2 separate regions of the Homo sapiens genome follow, and region 1 is linked to region 2. A link is a contact called in ENCODE Hi-C data. All regions are on one chromosome and are shown on one strand. Each heading gives the region's core, a stretch centred on a gene start or an enhancer-like site at or near the end of the contact. The rest is flanking DNA. Distances are from core to core; before and after follow the strand shown. Region 1 has its middle 110 kb from the start of DGKB. Region 2 holds the start of DGKB (diacylglycerol kinase beta).

Evidence for each region. Hi-C counts contacts between places; a loop is a spot of excess contacts on that map. Pooled maps may share reads with other maps.
Region 1: a map of esophagus muscularis mucosa shows a loop between it and region 2 (2.3-fold over the local background). The contact joins the enhancer-like site here to the promoter of DGKB in region 2. A Hi-C loop is called at or near these places in 1 of 168 maps with a recorded cell type or tissue (esophagus muscularis mucosa) and 1 of 50 pooled maps.

The regions. Positions count from the first base shown.
Region 1 is chr7:15,013,705-15,018,361 of GRCh38, forward strand. No RefSeq gene overlaps it. Among named protein-coding and RNA genes, the nearest start is that of DGKB, 110 kb to the left of the region's middle. Within about 2 kb of position 2,452, at least 5 of the 41 ENCODE cell types and tissues checked have a DNase peak (open chromatin) inside an H3K27ac peak, as active enhancers do.
Region 2 is chr7:14,900,791-14,905,481 of GRCh38, forward strand. DGKB (diacylglycerol kinase beta) reads right to left here and starts at 1,961. Exons shown (of 26, transcript NM_001350709.2): 1 at 1,802-1,961.

The DNA of each region.
Region 1 (4,657 bases), core at 1,202-3,701, 110 kb after region 2:
CAGGCGTCAGCCACCTTGCCCTGCCTCACCATGTTGACTTCTGATTAACCTCAGTTCCAGGAATGCCTCTAAGATTTCTATTCTATCCCTTGTTCCTCGTGCAACAGCATGTACTACTTATTGTAATTCCTGCCCTTAGGTCAAAACAACTTTGACGTTAGTGTATGTACCATAAATTTAGCCCTTAAGCAATTGCTGTACATATCCCTTTCCCTATAGTATATAAGCCCTGAGTCTCGGGGATAGTGAGGCAGATCGTCGTATCTCACCGCTGCCCAAGTCTATGGCTGCTATTCATAAGTCTCTATTAAATGTTTATTTCTCATAAACTAGACTTGTCATTCTCTTTTTCCAGCCTCTCAGCTTCCTTTAACTTTGGGACCTGCTTACCACAGAACAAATAGAAAATGCAAATAATTAAGAGAGTACAAATCAGGGTGTAGCTGCATTAAGGATCTCATCCCCACAATATTTCATAAATAAACCATGCCTTTGGTATAAGTATTTTAACTTCTGGTTGGATCTTTTTAAATAGTGTCAATACTCTAGGGAAGGCACAATATTTCATAAATAAACCATGCCTTTGGTATAAGTATTTTTACTCCTGGTTGGATCTTTTTAACTAGTGCCAATACTCTAGAGAAGGCATTATGAAACTAAAGTATTATCTGAATGAGTTTATCAGGTCTTTCCTTCCTCATCAAAAAGAAGACAGTATCTAAAATCAGGGTGGTGGTGGGTGTGGGTGAAATGAGGTCCTAAAGGGAAGTGGGCACATGGGAAGAGAGATGCCTATTACTAGATCATTTTTCACATGTGGAAACTGAGGCTCAGATTGCAGCCTACCAAGCCTAAGGGGTCAAGCCTGGATGTGAGCTCACTTCTAGCTGACTCCAAAATCCATAAGATTATTCAGGACACCAAAGTCACATTGACATGAGGGTTTATTATGTTTAATGTTATCAAGCTGCCTACCTTTCCTCTGTAATTTCTCTCTTAAAGGAATATACAACTAATATAATGTCATGAGCAAATTGTAATATAATTTTTAATATGAGAGGCATTATGACATGGTGGTTTATACTGCTAAGAAATATTGGACAAATTATCTGTTTTTCAGCTCCCTTCTCTGGAAAAACAAATGGGATAAAAATACTTATTTCCTTTTTTTTTTTTTTTTTTTGCGACTCAAATAAGTGCTTAAATACTTCCTGGCATTCAGAAAACATTCAATAAAGGTTTCTGTAGTTATTGGAGTTATTTGCTTCATTCATATTCTATAACTTTTTTTCCCAACTGATCATAATATCTTTATTTTTAAAGGCATTTTATTTTAATTTTTGGATTAGTTTTGTGTTTTTAAAAAGCATCATGTGTTTGTTTAAAATGATAAAAAACAAAACTATTTAAATAAAAATTAAAGTACCCACTTTTGCCTTCAACAGCACCTCTCACTCAGATATTACTACTGCCCATATACAAATATACATATTATATAGATATATTCAACATTAAATATTAATATAATAAATTATATATATATTAGTGCTTTTCATTTCTTTTCTGGCTACTAGTGGCTCTGAAAATTAACTTGAAACATTGTTTCTCTGACAAAAAACTAGCTGAAATGACACACCAAAGTGTAGAATATGTACACTTAGAGCACAGAGTGAAGTGCCTCAGTGTACATCTATCCATTTGCAAACTGGATAGATGACAAGATAGGCATTTTTCAAACCAGCTGATGGTCACAAATAGTAATAAAATATTCCCAAACTGGCATGGGTTATATTCCAAAAACAGTGTAAACCAGCAAAAAATAAAAATTGCAACTGCAAAACCTAGGTCAACCCTCTCCTCACCTTTCCTTCACTCCTCCATCTTCCCCATTCTCCACCCACACACATGTTAATCCAGGTGCGACCTACTTAAAATTAACTCCAAGGGCAAAGTCAGTGAGTGAGAAGGGCGGGGAGCCTGGAGTTGCTGGAATGGAGGAGGTGGGAAAGGAGGAGGCTGCCTGGGTTGCCTTGGCAATACAAAGGAGAATGTCAAGGGGGAGGGATTTATGCGCTGATGCTAATTGCATTTGTTAATTACATTCTATTGTGCTGACCTGCCTGCTTCCCCGGTTTATCTTTCTGAGTCAATAAGCAGTTCCAAAAGCTTCCCTTAGCAGTGTGTCCCTCCTCATCTAATTTTATCCCTCTATCAGCTTCAGGCTCAGTTACCAGAGTGCTACCTTTGGCAAGGAACCGGGGAAGGCTGTGCTGAAACTGAGTGTGCGAGGTTTTAAAAATCCTGTAGAAAAATATATCCCTGTTGGAGCTTGCTGGAATATTGCTTTGCTGTTCAACCACAGCATGGATTTACAACCAAAGAAAGCTGCTGAAAAACCAGAGAAAATAAATCTGAAAGAAACTTCCCACAGTGAAAAGCAGGCTGCAAATGATTCACCAGGAAGAAAAATAAATAAATAAATACTGAGCAGTTTCGTCTGGTATCTAGCGTACCTTTGGTTGGAAAGGTGCCTGTACACAGGGCCTTGAGCTTTATTTTCTTGCCCCCCCTAGTGGGAGTTCTATTTAATTACAACAAGAGTCCCAGCTTCTGTGCACATCCGAATAAATACAATGATACCTACTGTAAATAATGCTGTCTTATAATCTCTCATCACTGACATGAAGTATTAGCTTACAGCACTGTTGCATGTGATAAAAATCAGCAAAGACATTGCGACGCATGTAGTTGTAATTGCTATGTGGATACTTTCTTAAATCTTACTATAATTTTAAGTATTTAAAAGTAATACATAGAAATTCTGTGCTAAAGTAAGTTGTTCACAGCAATGCTTTTTGTTTCCAGTTATATTCATTCTTCCCTTTGGTTCCTCTTTACAAACAAAGTCTAAGAAATGGTAAAGTCTTTCTTCAGTCTATGCTTTCCTTAACGATTTTTATTCTCCTTGAATTAAACAATTGCTCTCAGGGTGGTTCTGTATCTATTAATTTTCCTAAGAATAAGACTTTGATTTTACCAAAAAAAAAAAAAAAAAAAAAAAAACCTTTTGCATTTTAACAAAAAACCTCTTCTGAAGTTTCACCTGGTGTTTCTACATTTCTCAAGCACTGACTCATTTCATTGCTCAGAGCTCAAATTGGCTCCTTGAAGGCAATAAAAGGCAGGTCAGGCTGTCTCTAGGCTGTTCAGTGTCTATCATCCTGTTTTGCATTTGCTCATAAAGTGTGGCAGATTTATCCGGGTGGAAAATTTTTTCAATGGAAAAGTTTAGTCACTGTGCACATTGAAAGAACGTTTCCTGCAGAAATACAGACTCCTCATCATTCCTAGTCCTTAGGCTCACACTAGTGTTTTCTCCATTTATATGCATATGAAATTCCTTGGAATCATCAGTGGTGGTATGGGAAAAAGGAGAAAGAAAGAGGTTTTGGCTGGGATCCCTGATGATTTTGATGGATTTGCTATATCTGTACCCTAGGCCCCTTGCCACATCTGTGATGCAAAAACCACACTAATTGTTTTGCCTTTGTACAGTGTCACAACACACAGCAATGCCAGGTGGATCATCATGCTTGAATTGCAAAACATTTCCCATTAGACCTGAACACAGATCTGAAACTGCCTGGCTGCCATGTCTGTTTCCTTACTGAAATTTGGAGGTGTGGGAATCCTCAGTTGTGTTCCAAGTCCAGAAAACAGTTGAGAATTGTTCTCTAGATATGTATGTGTCTAAGGGATGTAAAAAGACTCTCCTTGGAGAGAGATCTGTTTTTGAACCACGTCTAAGCCTCAATTATCAGAAGGGTAGAGTAATTATGAGAAAAGCATGGAACAGTCTCTAGACTTGTATCTCATTCAGGGCCTCATGGATTTATGCCTCAATTTAAAAAAAGGTAGCCATGAATTTAAATAACATGAATAAATTATCAAACTCTTCTCTAAAAAATCTTCAGAACACTGGAATACAAGGTGTTATTATTTCATGAGGTATAATTCAGGAGAAAGGAAGGAGCCCTCCCTCTTTTTCTGTATGTTACTCAACAGAGTGAGTCTACACAAAATGTTTCACCCAACACTTCCAGAGCAGCAGTGGCATGGAGGTTGGCAGAGATTGGTGATGTTATTAAAGGGTAACAAATGGAAGTCTGTCTTGTTGAGAGTTTGGAAGACAGTGGCACGGTATCTACACATGACTGCTGGTGACAAATATTAAGAAAGCAATGGGTCAAAGAGGAGGAGACAAAACAGCCGACTTCATGATGGCTGATGAAAATGGCTCATGATCACACATGCAAATCCCTCAAGACCTCCAAAAAATAATGGAAGATAACTTTTCAGAGAATGAATATCCTGTATTAGTAAGTGAGGATAACAGCCGGTGTCATACAAATTGATTTGTGTTAATGTTAATTAATTGTACCGTGGGAGAACAGGAATGACAGATTCATGAGTTCTAAATTTGCATTTGCCTCTTGTCTGCAAACACATAATGGATACTTATTGTGATGGTTAATATTGAGTATCAACCTGATTGGACGAAAGGATGCAAAGTATTGTTCCTGGGTGTGTCTGAGGGTATTGCCAAAGGACATAACATTTGAGTCAGTGGACTGGGAAAGGCAGACTCACCCTCAAT
Region 2 (4,691 bases), core at 711-3,210:
CTACATAAGTTTCTAGATTTAAAAAAATTTTGTCAAATTTTTATCAGTGCTCTTAACCTAATTTTCTTCCTCTTTAGCTACATAAAGATTTCAGGTAATAATAGTTGACTCTAGAGTATTAGGGAACTGCTTGCAAATTTGCTCCAACCATATTCTTCTATTCTTCATATAGACTTTTCGTTTTCTTTCTCATTGCTGTCAAAAATTTTTAACCACCCTCATGTATGCACTATTGTAGCAAATATATTCCCTGCATTATATTTTACTCAGTGATTCACAAGGTCACATGTAGACTTTATGCACAGGGATACTATGTATGTGTGTGGCATGGATCGCCTATAACAAATTGGGCACTCCAACAATGCCAAAAAATATTAAGTAAGCCTTTATACCTGGAGATCCCCGTGATGAGTAGAAAATTAGCCAAGACTATTCCAATGACATTCTTGACGTGTTTTATTTTTGGTAAAAGCATGAAGATTTGGTGGATTAGAGAAAGAGTAGCACAATTTAAAACTGAAATTATAGGATAAGAGTAGTCCTTGGTTACCCATTTTCTAAAGACAGAGGATTTCAGAATTACTTTGTTTTTCACAATTGTTATTTCACAAATTTTGAAGCTTCTTCTCCTATGGAATATATGCTAGCCTATGGACGTATCCAGATTAAAATCTTACATTCTCTTTTAGGTAATTTCTGTTTTGTCAATAATTTTTCTTGGAGAAAAATGTACTAATACAGTGTTTTCTCCAATGATCCTCCAACTAAGTCTAACATTTTTGTGTAATATATGCTTTCTGTTTGAGGGATTTCCACCCCCCCCCACCCCCCACTGCCCCACCACCACTGTAAAAATCTGGTCAATGCAAGAGGACCTGGTTAGGTACCCCAACATTTTTAACATTAATTATTTCTGATTTATTTTCTAGAAAAGACCTTCAGTATTCTGCTTGCATTCATGTTTATTTGGTCATTTGCTTTACAATGGACTGGTCCTTGCTGACCTGTTTTTAAAAGAGTTGGTTATCTGCAATTTGAGCAACCAGTTGAAGTTGTTTTATAAAAGTTTTAAGCCTTCATTTTCTGCCAGTGAACACAATGCTGCTTGGTTTCTAAGTATAGAGCCATCTATGTAAAAATCGCCACTTTAAAATCACAAGAAAGAGACTGTTCAGCAAGTGGAGGAGATTATTGCAGCAGGAAGAAACTGAGGGGACCCTCCATGTGGCACCCACTGAAGAGTATTTGAATGTTTATCATATCATCAGTGTGGCCTAGGCTGTTGCCTAGCAGTTATCTAGAGACCTACTTCACGTTTTATTTTAATTTAATAAGGTAAATCGAAGACTTTTGTTTGCTTGCTTGCTTGTTTAGTTCACAGATTAGGAATAAATCTGGACTGGAACTTGTAACAATTAACTAGGGCATTTGAAAGTCCAAGCCAGCCTCTTTATGAATTACATTTTGAAAAGACAAGCTGCTATCTCATTGGTAACTTTCAGGAGACCACTCTTGGAATTAAATTTAGAAAACATTTATCAGTTATGTTGCCCAAAATCACAATGGACAGGGCACTTTCTGCATAGCTAATACACAAGCGGCATCCGCCTGCAAATCACAGAGCACCCCTACTATAGCATAACTAGGACAGGAGTCAGGGAGACGAACCGATTTAACATTTCATGGAGAATTCAAAGCTATGCTTCTCTAACTTTCCTCCCCATTTCTTCCCAGCTTCCCTTCCCCCGCACCACACACCCAGAAGCCACTCAATTTGCCAACCATGTCCAGTTTAACTTACTGCAGTGTGATGCAGGCGAAAGCTGAGCGCATCTCTGAAGCGAGAGCCACTGCTTTTCCGGAGAGGAACTGGGACTAGCCAGTTCTCAGGATCCTTTCCAATTCACACGCTCCCGGCACAGTAAGAAGGCTCCCACACAGCTCGGCTTCCCCAGAGGAGTGGAGCTTCAAGAACTCTGCTCACAGCATCCTCCTCCCCACTGCCACCCCCTTCCAGAACACCCGGCCCATTGGAACTAGTGTCTGAAAGATGGAAATCTACTTCCAGGCAGCAACACAGGCTGCCTGCAGTTCACCCGTCTCTGATCATTTGCAACTAAAAAACAGCGGAGGCTGAAAGACGTAGGTTTCCGGAGCCTGAAAGTCATCTTTGGCGTCCCCCTTCCCCACCTCTCACTCCTCCCACTTCATCCCCGCTCCTCTATCGCGTCCACCCCCAGTCCTCCAGACTCCCACTCAAGCTAGCTATCACAAATGATTATTTTATCATCCAAACCAGTAAGCAGCTGAAGGAAACAATTTGTCAGAGATGAAATACCTGTTGTCCATGACTAACGCTCTTCTTCAGTCTCTCTTAGTCCTTGATTTATGTCAAGACGCGTTGATATTGGAAGTCTGTGCAGTGTGTGTGTGTGTGTGTGTGTGTGTGTGTGTGTGTGTGTGTTGAGGAGGAGGCGATTTGCGCGGCTGCAAGCACCAGCCCTGCCTATCTCTGGCTGCCGCTTCTCCAGCTGCTATTGCTACTCTTGCTGATGGAGCTCAGGGGAAAATGAGACAGGGAGACAAGGCTATACAGCTGTTTAACTGCTGGTCCAGTTATAAGACAGGGGAGGAGACGGTGCAGGTGAGAGGCTGTTGAGACAGTGAGCTGGATTCACTGCAATTACTACCACTCACTATACATCTCAGGGAGGAAATATGATACCCGTCTCCCCTCTCCCTTCTACAACTGTAGTCCTTGGTGGGTCATTGTTCAGCAACCATCTGCCGAAGCCACTTCTACCAATTGTAGCAGCTGCAGACGCTCTTGCTGCATTCCGGCTTGGTAACCTCGGAGCAGGTGACTGGAGGATGGATGAAGTAGAAAGGCAGTTAAATATTGGGAGAAACTCTATGTATGTGTAACCAATCAGGGCACAGATAAAAATAACAATTTTGAGGCACGTGTGTAAAATAGTGTATTAGGGTAAGAAAAATGTAAGTAAGTCAATAATCAAGATTTTTGTGGACTGTGTACAAAACCAGACAGTTATTAAGCAGTGTGCTTACCAGCTTATACACGGGGTATCTTGACATAGAAGTCCCGTGGTTGCTCTTAACTTATCTATATAATATTCTCAATGATTTCAATGCATTAACATCTCTCTGTCAGCTACAGACTCTGGTAAAACCAACTTGATTCTGTCTTCTATTAACTTTCATTTGCTCTCCTTATTGGCTGCTCTCATTAATCTCCAACATATTCTCATAAAAAATATGACATTCGGCAGAACTTAGAAATGGAAGACGTTCTCAAATCCCCCAAAGAATAGAATACTTCTTAATTACTAGTAACATTTGCTCTAGTAATAGTCTGTCTTCACTTTCTTGTTCTGTAGATTGAGTAATCATGAACAACCCCTCCTAAATACACACACACACACACACATCACTTAATTGAATAGTACTTTTAATCCACTTTCAGCCTCCAGTTGTCTGAGCTAAAAATAAACTTAATTCCTTTTGATTTTATTTGTAATGCACGCCTTTAATTATTTCTGCCTCTGAGTACTTTTCATATTGGCCATATTTTTTCCCAGTTGTTAGGGCTTGTGTAATCAGGGTTAATCAGGGTTAAATTAAACAGAGGGGGAACACGGAAGAAAGAAAATATAAGAAAAGACCCAGAAGGAAGAAAATAACCCAAAAGGATTAAATAATACATCTTTCCCTGATGTGTTTATACTGCCTTTAGCTAAACAAAGACCAGTTAATGAGCAAAGCATTTATCAATTATCCAACAAATATCAATTTGCCAAAGCCAGCCTAACTTCAATTTTAACAGATTTTATCAGAGGCTAATATTTTGTTTTAAAAATCATATAATACCTTAAATGCGAATAGCATCCAGAATTTTTTAACGTCAAAATTCTAATTAAACATGATGCCAAATAGCTATTTTTCTCTTCATTTGTTGTCTGTCCATTAAATAATTATTGTATCACACAATTAATATTATTAACAGTCTGAAGAGTACCTTTTTTATACTTGTGTACACTGCAGTGTAAGGAAGTAGGCACAAGAAGTCTCTAGCACATAGAAATACATTTTGATACAAAAGGCCAACTTTATCCACAAATGGTATGATTTTAAACTTGCCCTGCTCAACAAATTCATCCCTTACTATAACTAGCAGGATCTTGCCATTTGTAGTTTAGCAGGGTTTTCTTTTTGATCTTTTTGGTTATTGTTTTTTGTTTTACCTTTACTCCCATTTTGAAATTAAATCATATTTAGGAAGAGCACTAACACTCTAAACATTATTGAGAGACATAATTTATTAGCTATCTTCATTATAAATAAGAAGGAGTCTAAACATCTGGTCTGGGTAGAGCTGGAAGAACTACAAGATGTTAAAATAATTGGTAATGAGTATTTAACATCCATCTTGTTAGTTTTTTTTTTTTTTTTTTTAACAGCTTATAGCATTACTAAGATTCACTTTAAGAAAAAACCACTCTCTTAAAACTACAAGGTTTGGTAATGGAGGAAGAAAATTTTCAGTTAAGGATTGGTGATTGAATCTTATTCCTGACTCATAACTCAAGATTTTCCATTTTGTGGTAAAACTTACAAATCACTCCCTTACAACACTGTGCCCATTTCTCCAAGATGCTTCTCTGCTCCCATCA